Linked DNA regions of Homo sapiens: regions 2 and 3 are each linked to region 1. The links are chromatin contacts, found by Hi-C or POLR2A ChIA-PET in ENCODE. All regions are on one chromosome and are shown on one strand. Each heading gives the region's core, a stretch centred on a gene start or an enhancer-like site at or near the end of the contact. The rest is flanking DNA. Distances are from core to core; before and after follow the strand shown. Region 1 holds the start of ZNF280D (zinc finger protein 280D). Region 2 has its middle 55 kb from the start of LINC03065. Region 3 has its middle 73 kb from the start of ZNF280D.

Region 1 (5,037 bases), core at 1,850-4,349:
TGTCACCTAAAACTACAGTTGACTTTTCATTTGTGAAAACTGCTATTTCAGTGAGCCAATGCTGATTAATAGAACACTGGAATGAAAAAGGACTGGATTAGTAGCCTAACTGGACAGATGTTCCAGTTGAAGCACTTGCAATCCTCCAACATCAAACTACTTCAGAACTTTTCTATTTACCATAGCTTACTATGGCTAAAATGGTCCTAAGCAAACTTTCAAAGAAGGCAAAGCTTTCTGACATCTACTTTCTGCCTCCTCTCTCCTAGTCTCCCTAGGCTCTGATGCCAACACATAGAAGCATTCCAAGTTCCCTAAAGTAGATGGGTTAGTATTTCCTCCAGAATTGTCTCCACTTCTTCTTCTTCCTAACTTCCAAAGCCATACCTAAACGACTGCTCCCAACTGTGTTTATCAGATTACTGCAGGTAAATTCCTACCAACTACTAATGCCAAAATATCACACCACAAATGACTTGCTAATTGCAGAAGGAAATGCTTACAATGGAAAGATAGCTTGTCACCACCTTATCTAAGAGATCAAATTTAGGATTATTAATAAGACAAGCCTACTTTATGTGCCTTTGGATGTTGTATGCAATGAAGCATACTGCATGGCTTATGAAGTATTCCTGTCAAAAAAATATTAAACCTAAATATATTCAAGCCTTTAGACCCAAATCCAAGTTTAGAGAAAACAGAGAGGATAGGGGGAACAAATTTAAACACTATCAGGAGGAACTATCACTAAAACATGGAATATGGGTTATTCTGAAAGACTACAGACCAGGTCTCTTCAAAAGGTCAATTTCGCCCAGTGCTGTGGCTCACATCTGTAATCCCAGCACTTTGGGAGGCCGAGGCAGGTGGATCACTTGAACCCAGGAGTTTGACACCAGCCTAGGTAACACGGCAAAACCCCATCTCTACAAAAAATACAAAAATTAGCTGAGTGTGGTGGCGTGCTCCTGGGTTCCCAGCTACTCAGGAGGCCGAGGTGGGAGGATGGCTTGAGCCCAGGAAGGAGGTCAAGGATGCAGCGAGCCAAGACTGCTCCACAGCGCTCCATCCTGGGACACAGAGCAAGTACCTATCTCAAAAAAAAAAAAAAAAAAAAAAGACTGAAAAGGAATTTTGAAGAAATGGGGGGAAATGTGAATATATACTACACCACGTTAGATTTTAAGGAATATTCTTCACTTTCTTAAGTGTGATTGCGGTATTGTTACACAGAAAAATGGCCTTGATCTCTTACAAAATACATACTGACACACATACAGCATTTAGGGCTGAACTGTCATATCCGTAATGCACTTTGAAACGTTCAGAAAACAGAATGTGAGATAAGTGGAAAAATGCAAATATGGCAAAAAGGTAGCGTTAAAACTAAGTGTTCAAATGGGCTATTTAACTTTCCAATATTTTCGAAAAAAATAGCAAGTTGCAAAGTTAAGAAATTAACTCGAGAATAAAAATATAAAAGCCAGGCTAGATGGTGCACACCTGTAATCCCAGCTACGGAGGCTGAGGTGAGAGGTCAGCTTGAGCCCAGGAGTCTGAGACCAGCCTGGGCAACATAACAACCGCATTTCAAAAGTAAAGTATAAAAATATCAACGAAAGGGCAACTGAGTAATGTTTCTTAAAATCTTTAAGTGAGCCTCCTTGCCTATTCTCATCTACCTCATTCCCACAAAAATGGTATATACTAGAGTTGAGCACCGGAGAAGGAGTCAGAAGACCTAAGGTTCTATTAATATAATTGGCCTTGGCTCTTCCTAGTCAGTGACCTCATTAAAGTCCTCTCCCTGAGGCTCTGTTTCCTCGCCTGCAAAATGATTCCAGCAACCCAGACCACTTCAAAAGGGGCTAAGAGATACAAATCAGGGGTTATCAATGAAAGGCACAAAAGCAAGACACAATTACAACAGTATTTGTAGTGATGTTAAAACATCAGAGGCACACAGCCCTAACAATGGTATAAGCAAACCAGTGCCTTCCCTGGTTAAGTTTCTGCGTGGAGACAGCTGGAGTTGGCACAGCAGTCCCCCAAAGCAGGACACCTTACAGATGCTAAGAGGCAGCTTTTGTGCTTTAAAACTGTCCTTCTAGCGTTCCATTTTATGTTTCATGGCACTAAAAAAGACAAATTCTGTCCAAACCTGAAAATAAAGCCAAATATTTAAGATGACAGATTTTTTTTTTTTTAACAAATCTTCGCAAACAAAGGCCTTTGGCCAAAGGTCTCCCGTGCTTGCAGAAGCGGGTTCACCTTGACGTTTTTCCTCTCCAGCAGATTTCTCCTTAAAAGCGTTAAAACTTGCGATAAGTTGGGAGGAATTCCTTCCATCGCTGGAGCAGGCTAAAACCTCAGAGTGAGATCATTCTTTCCGTCTCAGTAAGTGAACCTTGCAAAGCTCAGAAAATTTTGTCTCCAACTCCACGTTTCTCCTCAGGGCCCTTCTTCTGTAGACAATAACGGGAATTCTATGGCAGAGGAGGGGAGGTCTCTTTGACAAAAATGAGGGTGCAAACGTGGAACGACCGGTCATCTGGGCAAAATGAGGGGCCCTGTGCCTGCAAATCCCGAATCCCCTTTGGTCTCCTTTCCTACGACTGAAGAGACACGGGGGTGGGCTGTGGTGTGAGGACCATGGGTCTTGGCCAAACATCGGCACAAAATGTACCAAAGGGAGTTGCCTCCAGAGAGAAAAGCCAAAACCAGGCTGGGGACAAACAGGCGCACACGCCTGGGAGAGGAGGTGGCGGAGGAGCAGAAGGCGAAGGCCTGCGCGGCCCAGGCCTGCAGCAGCCGAGGCGGCTGCCGCGTCGCGCCGGGATACCTCCTCCCCCGCCTGGGCCGACGCAAGATGGCGGTCCGGCCGCCGCCGCGCAGCCGGTCTCCTCCCCCGCGCTCTGGGCGCTCCCGACGACCCGCGCCGGCCTCAAGACCCCCAGTCCAGCGCCCCCGGAGTGAGGCGGCGCAGGCCGCGCGGGAGGGCCTCTGCCTGCTGCAGCGCAGGGCGGGCGGGGGCGGGGGGGCGCTTACCGTGAGCGGAGCGGATCGGCCTGACTGGAGCCCTGAGGAGGAGGAGAAAGAGGAGGAGGAAAAGGAGGAGCACGAAAAACTACACTGCGGCGACGGCGGCGGCTCCCATTGCGGAGCTGGCAGCCGAGCCGTGGAAAGGGGGGGGCTCTCGTGCAGCCGGCGCGCTGCCTCATGGGTAGGCTCCGGGTCAGCCTCCCCGTGTCCGAGCTCCCTGTCTTCTCGCCGACGCGGGAGGCGGGCACCGGCATGTGCGCCGCGTCGCGGGCCCTCGAAGACCCACGCGCCCCGCCACGCGCCGGTCCGGGGCGAGGGCCAGGGCCCTGCCTCCATGTGGGTGCGAGCTGCTGGCTGGTGTGGCCGGGAGGCAGCCCCAAAATCCGGACTGCTCGGAATTTGCAGGCGAGGAGCCGTGCGTTCCGGGCCCTCCGCGTGTGTAACGACCCCCAGTCCGTTGGCTTGGAAAGTGAAAAGGTCATGGGATACAGCCGCCGTTCGAAAGAAGCAAGGGGCCTGTGGGTCGAAGACTAAACCAGGAGAGAAAAAGGAATCGTCCGTTTCTTTAAATAACGAGCTGATTTTACCAAGTCTGTTTTAAATGTGTGGTTTTGCTTGCGTTCCCTGTCGAGGTCAAATACGAAGAGACGAATCTGTACATTTAGCGTTTTATTTGGGACACAGGAATTGCAAGTTCAGGTTATTTACACATACAGGGTGGTCTTCAGTATGTCAGAAGAACAAAGAGGAGTTAGGGGGTTTTATTTTTTAAAAAAAGTTATCTATTGTTTTTCTAGAAAGTTCGTTGACATTTAGTAAAGTTTTGGGTAGCTGGTTAGTTCTGACTGGTGAGGGAAGGGGCTTGGTAAAGCTTGCCCTACAGCTGCAGCAGGTTCTTTGAGAAGCTAAAACCTGAAGATAAAACCTGTTTCAGGTTACAGCAGGCGGTTTCAGCAGCCAGGCTTGCTGAGAATTCCATTCTTAGAGCAATGTTATGTGCCCTGAGGGCTTCCCCCAGCACTGGCTTCTCCATTCTTTTAGTTGGCTATGACAAGAGTGACCCAATTAGAATGATTAACTTGCACACTCTAATTCCTAACTCTGCCATCTGCATATTAACCTGTAATAGCATTTTTTAAAGTTTGACAACGAGAAGTATAAGAAATTTACAAGAAGAACACTTGCCAAGATACTGCTTGCGTAAATACTTGCTAAAGGTTGTATTCTGATCTGTAAGGAAAGTTTCCTAAACTGATTGTCTTCTCAAGAGCAATGGCATTACTGGTGCAGCTTGTGAGTGACCAAGACTTGAAATCTTGCCTGTTAGGATCCATAACAGACACCCTGTTCAATCACTGAATCTTGCTAATTCATCTTCCTATTCGAATTCAGTTTCTTCTCTCTCATCTGGCTTTCCCCAGTTTTTCTCAAGTGTTTATCATTACTGTAGTCTCCATATTGATTACTGCCCCCAAATTAATCTTCCCCAAAGACCACCTGGATCACTCCTACAGATCTGGTGTACTTGGAGGTAACCATGACCTATCCTTCTCCCACATGGGCCTGGGATCATCTACCCAGCTTTCCCTTTTCTGCTGGCCCTGAAAAATAAACCTTACAGGAAAAGACAGAAAATAGTCAAAACAGCAAACATGGAAAGTTTAAAAATTCCAAAATCTTGGAACATTCTTAAGACATCGTTTTTCAAATGTCCCTAAAGGTTAGCAAAGCATGCTACAGTGTCAGGTGAAATTACAACAAATTTAAAGATCTCGGTTGGCTTTATTGCAATTCTAGATTCAGGCACCACTTCATTCAGTAAAACAGAATAGGTGTTCCCATGAATGGAGCAGATGTGGTTGGCTTTATAGACAGAAAATGGGCTGAAGAAAGAAGAAACAACAAAAAACAAGTTGGTCTTTTCAAAGTTACTTTCCTTGTAAGGTGGGGCACTGAGACAGAATAATAGAAAGAAAACTGATTGGTTAATACCAG
Region 2 (5,037 bases), core at 1,127-3,626, 99 kb after region 1:
GAAAATGCAAGCCATTGGAGAAGTTAATTATAGTATATATTACTGGGTATTAGCATCAAGAGTATTTTTAAATCTCTATAAATGAATAAGAAAAAAGCAAGCAATACAGTAGAAAATTTGTCGATGATATCAACAGTTAATTGTTAGAAGGAAACTAAACAGCCAAAAAACATAAAAGATACTCAACTTCAGTAATAAATGCAAATTAAAACCACAATGAAGTACTATTTCACATCCATCAGAAGGGCAAAATTTAGAAGTCTGAGAAGCCCAAGTGTTGGTAAGGATGTGGAAGAAAAAGAAAAAAAGAACTTGTAAATATGGCTGGTGTGAATGTGTATTGTAGAAAATCACATTGGAGGACAATGTTGCAATATCAAACAAAGTTGATGAGCACATGCTAACCTATGACCTAGCAATTCTGCCTGTGGGTATGTATCCTAAAAAATTCTCACGCATATGCCCAAGGAGAAATGAAATACATTGTTTTTTGTAGCACCGTTTTTAATAGCAAAACATTGGAACCAACCTAAATGTTCAAAAATATAATTGTGGACAGGGCTCAGTGGCTCATACCTTTATCCCAGCACCTTGGGAGACCAATGTGGGCAGGCGGACCTCTTGAGCCCCAGAGTTCAAGACTGGCCTGGGCAACATGGTAAAACTTTGCCTCCACAAAAAATACAAAAATTAGCCCGGCATGGTGGCTCATGCCTGTAGTCTCAGCTACTCAGAAGGCTGAGGTGGGAGGATTACCTGAGCCTGGGGAGATTGAGGCTGCAGGGACCTGAGATCACAACACTGCACTGCAGCCTGGGTGACAGAATGAGACCTTGTCTCCAAAAAAAAAAAAAAAAAGAAAGAAAAAGGGAAAAAAAAGAATGGTGGATCAATAAATGGTGCCAAAGTCACACAATGAAATATCAACTATGTATGTGCAAAATATGTAAGAACCAGGAAGGAAGGATACATGCTAATTTCAGGATAGTGATTATCTCTGGGCAGAGAGCAATGGAATTGGGCAGTGGGTGCTATGGTTAAAATGTATCTGTAATGTTAAAACAAACAAGCAAAAAACTCTAAAGTCAGGCAAGATGTCAACATTGGTTAAATCTATGAAAAACAATAAGCCTGGATCATACTGCAGACTAATAAGAAATGATTTCCAGAACTACTTCAGAAGAGTGTGGGGTGTGGACTACCATGTGTGTAATGCTGAAGAAGAGGATGAGCTTGTTTGTGCAGACTTCCTAATGACACAAAATAAATTGGCAACAGTGATGGCCTCTGAGGGAGAGGGACACAGGAGACTGGCATAAGCAGAGGAAAAAGACCTTTACATCCTTTTTCTATTATTTGCCTGTTTTATCACTTGCATATATTTTCTCAATAGTAAAAAAATTAAAGCAAAAATATATTTTTAATAAAAATGATTCCTACCGCAACAATGCACTTAAAGCCAAAATTACAATTTTGAGGGACATTTTGCATGAAGTATAAGTGTACCCTTATGCTTGCCACCTTCCCAAATGACTGATTTTTCTACAGCGTTCCTGATAATAAGTTCCTTATGATCAGTCACACAGAAACATACACCCTGCCTGCTACATATGCTTTAACTGTGCATCTATTTATATGGGATGACAGATACTTTCCCTAATAAATCTTGCCATTTTCCCTGGTAAGGAACTGTGTGCTGACTAAATGGTTGCTGACACATGGGAGTTATTCCCATAATTTCCTCACACAGTAAGACAAATCAATGCAATGCAGAGCTCTGTTACAGACACTAACAGATTTGGAGCATGTCAGAAAGTGGGGGGGTATATAATGAATCCATGTTTCTAGACTTTCCTACCAGAGACAGCTTGAGGCAATCTGACAGCAAAGGCAGGATCTGAAGTCCTAAACTCAGACATTTTATCTCCGTGAGCTAATTTACAACCAAGAGAGCCACAATACTGTCAGATCTAGAACTCAACTACTTTAAACAGCGACCTTTTGTCTTATATTTTGCATTGATTTTTTTGAAGTGTTATGTTGTTTGAAAGCTAATTACCTTCCTAGAGGATTAATTTCAAACCTTTTCAAACCTAGAACCGCTTTAGGGAACAAAACAACTGACTCTCACTGCTTTCTTGTTATCCCAAGCTGGACTCCAAGGGCCCCAGGCCCCACTTGGTGTAAGGTATAGAATTCTGCTTTATACCAGTTTACAGGTATCAAGGAGGCAGGAGAGAGACTCAGGGTAGTGAGGGGAAAGAAGATCAGAGTCATCTCTTTTTCATGTCTTTCATTTCACAACTTCTTCCTTCCCATGCCTGCTGGTGCGCTCCCTCGCCTTGTTCCAGAGCCAAAAGACAGGTCAACTTCACTGCTTTTTATCCAAGTTGGCAGAGGTTGTGGCAGCGGGGTGGTAACTCTGCCCGATGTTCCCAAGCTGCAGCTGGGACATGTCCAACAGCAAAGTCACTCAGTAAACAGTTCTCTGTTTCTCTTTTCCTCGAGTTGGCTGGAATATCTCTAAGCCCTAGTACCACCCACTCTTTAATTCAAGACAAGCCCACAGACCAGAAACTTCACAGATCACTCTGTCTTAAAACAGTCTTTTGCTGGGTACAAAATACCATGTATAAAATTATTGATATGCTACAATTATTTCCATTCCAATCCCTATAGATTATCCTTTTTGACGGTTTAGTTTTTCTATTTTTATTAATATCCCTTGTACATCATTCAGTTCAATATTCAAAAACCTCCTTAGATGTTTATTTTGTGCCTAGCTTTGTGGTGATGTGGGGGAGATAAGCAAATACTGCACTTAACAGTTACTTATTTTAAGATGTTTACAAACTAATTGGAGAGAGAAAAGCCAATATGAAGCAAGTGATAACTAAAGAAAAACTGTCTTTAAACCCTAAAAGTGGGAGGAAATAGCAAAGACATGCAGAGGTCAGGAAAACTTTAAGAAAGATGTTGGCTGGGGCTGGGATTTGAAGGAGTGGAGGTTGAGGAGGGCTTTCCAGATCTCACAAGATGGTTAAGCTTCAGAGGCTGATCTCAGCAGAACATACTGTGGGACTGTCAGAGACCAGTTTAATAAAGCAACTCTGACACCAGAAAACTGGTAAACAAGCAAGCAAAAAAAACCAGGAACAGGTCGGGTGCGGTAGCTCACACCTGTAATCCAAGTACTTTGGGAGGCTGAGGCAGGCGGATTACGAGGTCAGGAGTTCGAGACCAGACTGGCCGATATGGTGAAACCCCGTCTCTACTAAAAAAAACATACAAATTAGCTGGGCGTGGTGGCATGTGCCTGTAGTCCCAGCTACTCAGGAGGCTGAGACAGGAGAATCACTTGAACCCGGGAGGCAGAGGTTGCAGTGAGCCAAAATCGCGCCACTGCACTCCAGCCTGAGTGACAGAGCAAGACTCCATCTCAAAAAAAACAGAAAGAAAAAGAAGAACAAGGGTAGATTAATAAGTTGGCTAAGAATTCATTATCCTTCCATATGTTGAGTACTAGAGATCAAAGGGAACTCATGAATCATGTCATGCACCTTCATGCCTTCATTTCACAGATGAGAACACCGAGGATAAGCGACTCAAAACAATTTCACCATAGCAGGTCACAAATTAGTGCCAGAGTGGAAATTCAACTCCAGGGCTTCCAACGCCCATGCATCACACTCCACTTCAAAACCCCACACTGTTATGCTTCACTGATGGAAGGCCCTTTGGAACAGTGATATACTAATAGTAACAAAATAATAAATTCCAAAGTAGAGGTATTATAGAAGGGATAAGGCTTATTTTGTGTACAGATATTTCTAAGTTTTTCTTTTCTTAAATTGCACTAGCTATTATATCAGGTTTCACCTCCTCTGCTTTTGACGAAGTCTTCCATGGCCCTGCCTAGCCTTTCTGACCTTATTTCCCAACACTCCCTATTCTACAGGCTCCACTCAAGCCAGATGTGTCCATTCATAGTCCCCAGCTTTTGCTAGGCTCGTGCCCATCTCTGGGGTGTTGCTCCTGTTTTCCCCTTTTCAACTTTCAATTGATATAAAACCCAAGGCTCAGTGAGGACCTTTGGCTACCTCAAGTCTTCTCTGGACTCCTATTTAATTTAACTCATTTTAATAAAATTTTATGGAGGACCTGCTGTGTGTCAGGCACTCTACAAGGCACTCAGGACTCCCAAATAAGTCAGGCATGGGTGCCACCCTCAAGGTACAGAGGCTAGAAGGGGAATGCAAACATGAAAAAATATCATTACCACCCAGAATCATAAAAATAGGTACAGGAAATATAGAGACATTCTGGTCTAGTAGATGGAAAGGGAGAAGATCTCATGGAGAGAGTGAGGTCTGAGATCAGTTAGTAGATGAGTGGAACTTCATCAGGGACTAAGTTGGGGGAAAGGGAAGGAAAGGGTTATTCCAGGAAGAAAAGACTGGATGTGGAAACGCACAGCATTTATCAACTTTGGTTTGGCTACCAGGTTCTGTACCAAACTAGGTTTGAGTTTGGTACTAGGATTTGGTTTGCCTTCAAAACAGTAGGTACCTAGAAGAGCTGGTGGGGAAAAGACAAGAGAGGTGGTCAGGACTGAACTGCGGCCTGTAGATGATAAAGAGCCAAAGACATCTGAAGAGGGACAATTTAAATCAAATGTTTGGGTGGTTTGTTCACAGGAATATGGGCCCGACCTTATATTCAAGAAATCAATGAAGCTATAGAAAGGACAGTTCTGGAGACAGATCCTGAAGAATGGGTAAAATTTCAACAGACTGAAATGGAGGGGAAGTCATTACATTATTAGTGGAGACAGCAAAGCAACTGTTTATTTGTTACCTGATTGTTCTGGGTACACTAATTTTTACTCCTGAGACATATTACCTAAATTCTTCAAGGACAGGAATCATTTTTCCAACTGCTTTTTAATAGTTCCAAGTAGCTAACACAGTTCTGGATACACAGTGGGTGTTTAGTCAGTTCCTAATAACTGCTTGGGGTGTGGCCAAAAAAAGGAAG
Region 3 (5,037 bases), core at 833-3,332, 72 kb after region 1:
CCTTATGACAGTAACACCCTAAGTTTATTTTAGGAAACCACCTCTCCCCAAGGTGGTTTGAGTGGGATTACCCCCATCTCCAGCTCCAGAGTTATGGATTCCCTAATTGGCTTCCCTAGCCACAGAGATAATGTTAGGGGAGGGCACTTAACCCATACCTAAACCATGTAGAGCACAGCATTCCCCTAGCCAAAGAATGGCTTCAGAGTGGGCATATGATTTAAGCAAATCCAATCAGAAAGATTGACTAGTTCTTGGGACCATGGTAGGAGCCAGACTGAAGATTAAGGATAAGGGTAGAGTCATGGGATCCAAAAGAGCCAGAACTGGGGCAGGAAAAGATCATCACCCTATGAATAAAACTTGTCCTTAGAGTGGGATCTGAACTCTGGACTTCACCATAACATAAGCCAATGGTTCTTTTTCTGCCTTTCTTTATTTTATGAAGAAAGGCTGGATTGAATTTTCTATTACTGGCAACCGAAAGGTTCTTAGCTATTATTCATCCAAGCTAATGTATTATTGCACGTAGAATAAAGGCAAAGTTCTTAATATAGCTTGAAGCACATTTGCATTTGCTGCCTGAGCTCTAGCCACAGAGGCCTATGTTTAACTTTTGTTCATGCCCTTCCCTCTTCCTGAAACCTTCCTGGCCTCCCACACACCCAATATTATGCATTTTGTCTTACTTATGCTTTAACTCTCAGCTCAAATTCCTTTCGTGACCCCTTAAACAGACAAAATCCCCTTAATATTCACTCTGAAAGTCCAGGAAGGATTCAATTTTGGTACTTATAAAAATATTTGTGAGATTATTTCATAAATGTCTGTCTCTCTCACTTAACTCTAAGTTACATGTAAGAAACTCTCCATAAGTTTCAGTTAACAACACACTATCAAATAACAACTTGAATTATACTTGAAAGGAAGAAGAAAGTCATAGTAAATATCACTGGTTCACTCACAAAATGAAAATAGGTTAATAAAATTTATTTTAAAGCCATCGTAGGAGGAATTTTCCTGGTCACATCCAAGCAACTTATAAAAATGGGAAAATTTAAAAACAGATGTATCAGAAACACATATTATTTTATCTAGAAAATAAATTAAATAGTGGAATTAACATCTTTTTATTGTAGAAGATTAAAGAATAAATTTGTCTTTAATGTAATTCAACCAAAGGGGGCAGAATACAACCAATGCATTAATTTAGAAGTGGATGGAATGATTTGGGGAAAAAAAAACCAGGATTTCTGGCAAGTTTCCCCTTCTGATTCAGAGCTGCAACAAAGAAGCTGTTAAAATGTTTGCAATTTCGTTTCAGTGTTGGATCAAATAATATACACGTGCAGCTATTGGAAAAAAGATTTTGAAATGATTTTGTTGTATTACAACTTACGCAGTCCATCATGGTCAAAAGACCATTTTAGATGAATTTCAGTTTTAAGAGGTCATATTACTGCATCAGTTTTTTTTTCCCTTGCTGTTCTATCTTCACTCCAGAGAAAAAAACAGAAATGTATGGGAAGGCTAAACTAACAATGTTGTTGCTCTAATGGAAGTTTCATAAATACAACAAAATTTATTATATTCTTAGTGGAACAATACTTAGTTGTTTTCAATAATAGTTGAACAAAATATATATATTTCATGAGTCTAGACTTGGAAAGAGCTGTGACAGCACAATTAGAGACACCTAGAAAAATGCGGTATCCCCCTTACCGTGGGGGATACGTTCTAAAACCCCCAGTGGATGCCTGAAGACACAGATAGTACTAAACATGCAAGTGTACTATGCATGAATTTCTTTTTCCTTCTTCACAATTTCACAGAGGGAGGATTCATTCTTACTGTAGATCTTAGTAATCTCGGTATGTAATTTTTTTTCTTTTTTAAGTGGAGAACTTACACTTTTTCACTTAAAGAAAGCATTTTATGGATCCTCTTTGGCATATCCACCATCATCACCACTCTTGCACTTTAGGGCCATTAGTAAGTAAAATAAGGGTTACTTGAACGCAAGCACTGTGATACCACGACAGTTGATCTCATTATCAAAAAGCTACTAAATGACTAATGGGCAGGCAGCATATTCGGCGTGAATACACCGAACAAAGGGATGAGTCATGTCCCAGGCAGCATGGAGCAGAGCAGTGTGAGATTTCATCACAAAACTCAGGATAGAATGCTATAAAAAACATAGGAATTATTTATTTCTGGTATTTTCTATTTAATATTTTCAGATCACAATTGATTGTGGGTAACTGAAACCACAGAAAGTGAAACCACAGATAAGTGGGAACTACTTTAAAATCAGAATGTTTATATCTCTTAATTAATTTTTTCTCCAACCTGAAATGCCCTCCCTTCTCATTTTTGCCAAATTCAACTTCTCTTTCATTTTCAACAACACAAAAAGCTCTCACGTCATAACCTTATTGTTCTGTTTTTTTCTATACCTGTAGACTAGTACAAGTAGTACTCACCGTGTGGTATCAGTGACTTCCAATTGACAACTCAAGGACTATACTATCTGTACTCCAAATCACCTGGAAAACATTTAAAATATATCTTCCAAATTGCTCCCCACCCTGCCTCTCCCACTTTCAAGACTTGAGTCAGTAAATTAGAACATCTAAGGAATCTGCAGTCTTTAAAAATATTTTCTGGCCTGGTGTGGTGGCACACACCTGTAATCCCAGCACTTTGGGAGGTGGAGTCAGGTGGATTGCTTGAGCTCAGGAGTTCGAGACGAGCCTGCACAACATAGCAAAACCCAGTCTCTACAAAAAATACAAAAAGTAGCTGGGCGTGGCAGCCCACACCTGTAGTCCCAGCTACTCGGGAGGCTGAGGTAGGAGGATCACTTGAGCCCTGGAGTCAGAGATTGCAGTGAGCCAAGGTCATGCCACTGAACTCCAGCCTGGCAACAGAACAAGACCTTGTCTCAAAAAGTAAGTAAATAATAAAATATTTTCTGTACACCCCTGTTGATAACAGCATTATTCTCAATCTCCAAAAGGTGGAAGCAACTCATTGATAGACAGACAAACAAAATGTGGTATACACATACAATGGAATATTTTTCAGCCTTAAAAAAGAAGCACATTTTGACATATGCTACAACGTGAATGAATCTTAAAGAATTATGTTAAGTGGAATAAGCCAGTCACAAAAAGATAAATATCATATAATTCCAATTATATGAGGTACATAGATTTGTCAAATCCATATAGACAGAAAGTAGAATGGTGATAGGGGCTAAGGGAGGAGGCCACAGGAGTTATTGTTTAAGGATATGGAGTTTCAGTTTTGGAAAATGAAAAAAGTTTTAAGGATGAAAAAAGTTTTGGAAGATGAAAAATGTTAGAGATGGATGGTAGTGATGGTTGCTCAACAATGTGAATGTACTTAATACCATTGAACTATACACTTAAAAACAGTTAAGATTGTGCATTTTATGTTATGTGTATTTTAGCACAACTGAAAAAAATAGTTAAAAGGGTAAATTTTATTTTACGTATATTTAACTACAACTAAAAAAAACATTGTACGTGGGAAATGCTGGTCTCAGTTTTTTGTGTTGGTTCTTCATTCTTAATTGTCATAATATTTTATTCATTCATTTCTTTATAAATAATGCACCATGCATAATTCTAGATGCTGGAGACATAGCCATGACTAAAGCAGACAAGGTCCCTGCTCTCACAGAGCCATAATTCTACCATCTATGACATCTTATTTGTGAGGATGAGATGGTATAGCATGGGATGGAAACCCCAATTTTACAGTGGCTTTAACACTCAAGATTTTACTCTCTGATATAAAATATCAATTTGGCAGGGACTCAGGATCCTTCCAGCTTTGTTCTTTATCAACCCTAGGGTATGACTGTATAGACATGATCCAGTGTGACTGCTGAATAGAGCTGGTCTTTGCATCTGTATTCCTACCAGCAGGAAGGAGAAAATACAACCAAGGGCATAATCCTTATTTTAGGTATACTCTTTGAAAGTGACATCCCATTGACAATAACTTAAACAAATGGCCAAGCCTAGCTGCAAGGGAAGCTGGAAAATGCAATCTTTGTTCCTGGCAGACATGTGTTTAGCTAGAATGCAAGGGTTCTTTTACTGAAAAAGAGGAGAATGGACACTGGAAGAGAACTATCAGAATCTGCTACACAATTATTTTCCCAGCACATCTTGAATTCTTTGAAGGATAAGAGGTCTCTCAACACGTAGAATTAAAAGGAAGAGCCCCTAAGGGGAAAGCAAAAAGATAATTTGAAATGATATCCCTCTGAGGGCTTCACCCCTGGAACAGCCCACTTCCTATTGGGAACATTTCCTTTTGATATGTAGACCTATGAACTAAAGAAACAAAACTCTCTTGCACATTCCCAACATGCAGTAATGGAACAGGTAGAAAATACTGCTATGAACATTGCTTTTTAAAAAGGAAGAAAATTGATACACACAGGATTCACTGGTCCACAGCAATTTTGAAATCTAGCTGGACATATGTTGCCAGTTCCTTGATTAAAGGATCAATTCTACTGCCTGGGAACAATTCACTTTGGCTCTTGGCTCTACCCTCTTGGCCATCTTCATTTTCCATGGAAAATAGCCCATGTTTATGGCTGAGTAATTTTTGCAGCCTGTTTCTGCCCACAGAAATTTGGATTTCATTTTGTATTTTCTATATCTTTCAGTCCAAGTTGATATAATTCTTTTAAAATCTTTGAGTTTTTAATGAATTATATTATAATCCACTCCATTAAACAGAATTCTTACCCAAAGGTCTCCTTCAAGATAAGCCCTTCTCTACCTTGGTCTTCCTATTAGGCTCCCAAGGGACAACATCTTTAAGATTCTTATAAGCCCTTTTTTGATAAAGGTGATCTGTGGGATATGCCCTTAAGATCCTTAGAGGATCTTTTATCTGACTAAATTGTTCTCTGAGGAATCACTTGAGATTTTTCTGAGATCATATCAAAGGATCTTATTGTTCTTACCTAGGTTTCATCTTTGCCTT

Evidence for each region. Hi-C counts contacts between places; a loop is a spot of excess contacts on that map. ChIA-PET counts read pairs that join two places held with the same protein, here RNA polymerase II (POLR2A). Pooled maps may share reads with other maps.
Region 2: a map of sigmoid colon shows a loop between it and region 1 (6-fold over the local background). The contact joins the enhancer-like site here to the promoter of ZNF280D in region 1. A Hi-C loop is called at or near these places in 1 of 168 maps with a recorded cell type or tissue (sigmoid colon) and 6 of 50 pooled maps. POLR2A ChIA-PET finds 5 or more read pairs at or near these places in 2 of 52 experiments (H1 and activated CD4-positive, alpha-beta memory T cell).
Region 3: a loop to region 1 is called in a map of B cell, with 2.2 times the contacts of the local background. The contact joins the enhancer-like site here to the promoter of ZNF280D in region 1. A Hi-C loop is called at or near these places in 19 of 168 maps with a recorded cell type or tissue (A673, B cell, Calu3 and 14 more), 4 of 37 single-sample maps with no recorded cell type and 17 of 50 pooled maps. POLR2A ChIA-PET finds 5 or more read pairs at or near these places in 6 of 52 experiments (A549, AG04450, K562 and 3 more).

The regions. Positions count from the first base shown.
Region 1 is chr15:56,730,410-56,735,446 of GRCh38, forward strand. It overlaps ZNF280D (zinc finger protein 280D), which reads right to left and starts at 3,100. Exons shown (of 22, transcript NM_017661.4): 1 at 3,049-3,100. RefSeq lists a silencer at 2,850-3,119.
Region 2 is chr15:56,829,980-56,835,016 of GRCh38, forward strand. No RefSeq gene overlaps it. Among named protein-coding and RNA genes, the nearest start is that of LINC03065, 55 kb to the right of the region's middle. Within about 2 kb of position 2,377, at least 13 of the 41 ENCODE cell types and tissues checked have a DNase peak (open chromatin) inside an H3K27ac peak, as active enhancers do.
Region 3 is chr15:56,803,874-56,808,910 of GRCh38, forward strand. No RefSeq gene overlaps it. Among named protein-coding and RNA genes, the nearest start is that of ZNF280D, 73 kb to the left of the region's middle. RefSeq lists an enhancer at 2,960-3,129. Within about 2 kb of position 2,083, at least 7 of the 41 ENCODE cell types and tissues checked have a DNase peak (open chromatin) inside an H3K27ac peak, as active enhancers do; they include A673, B cell, endothelial cell of umbilical vein and 1 more, where a contact is called at or near this core.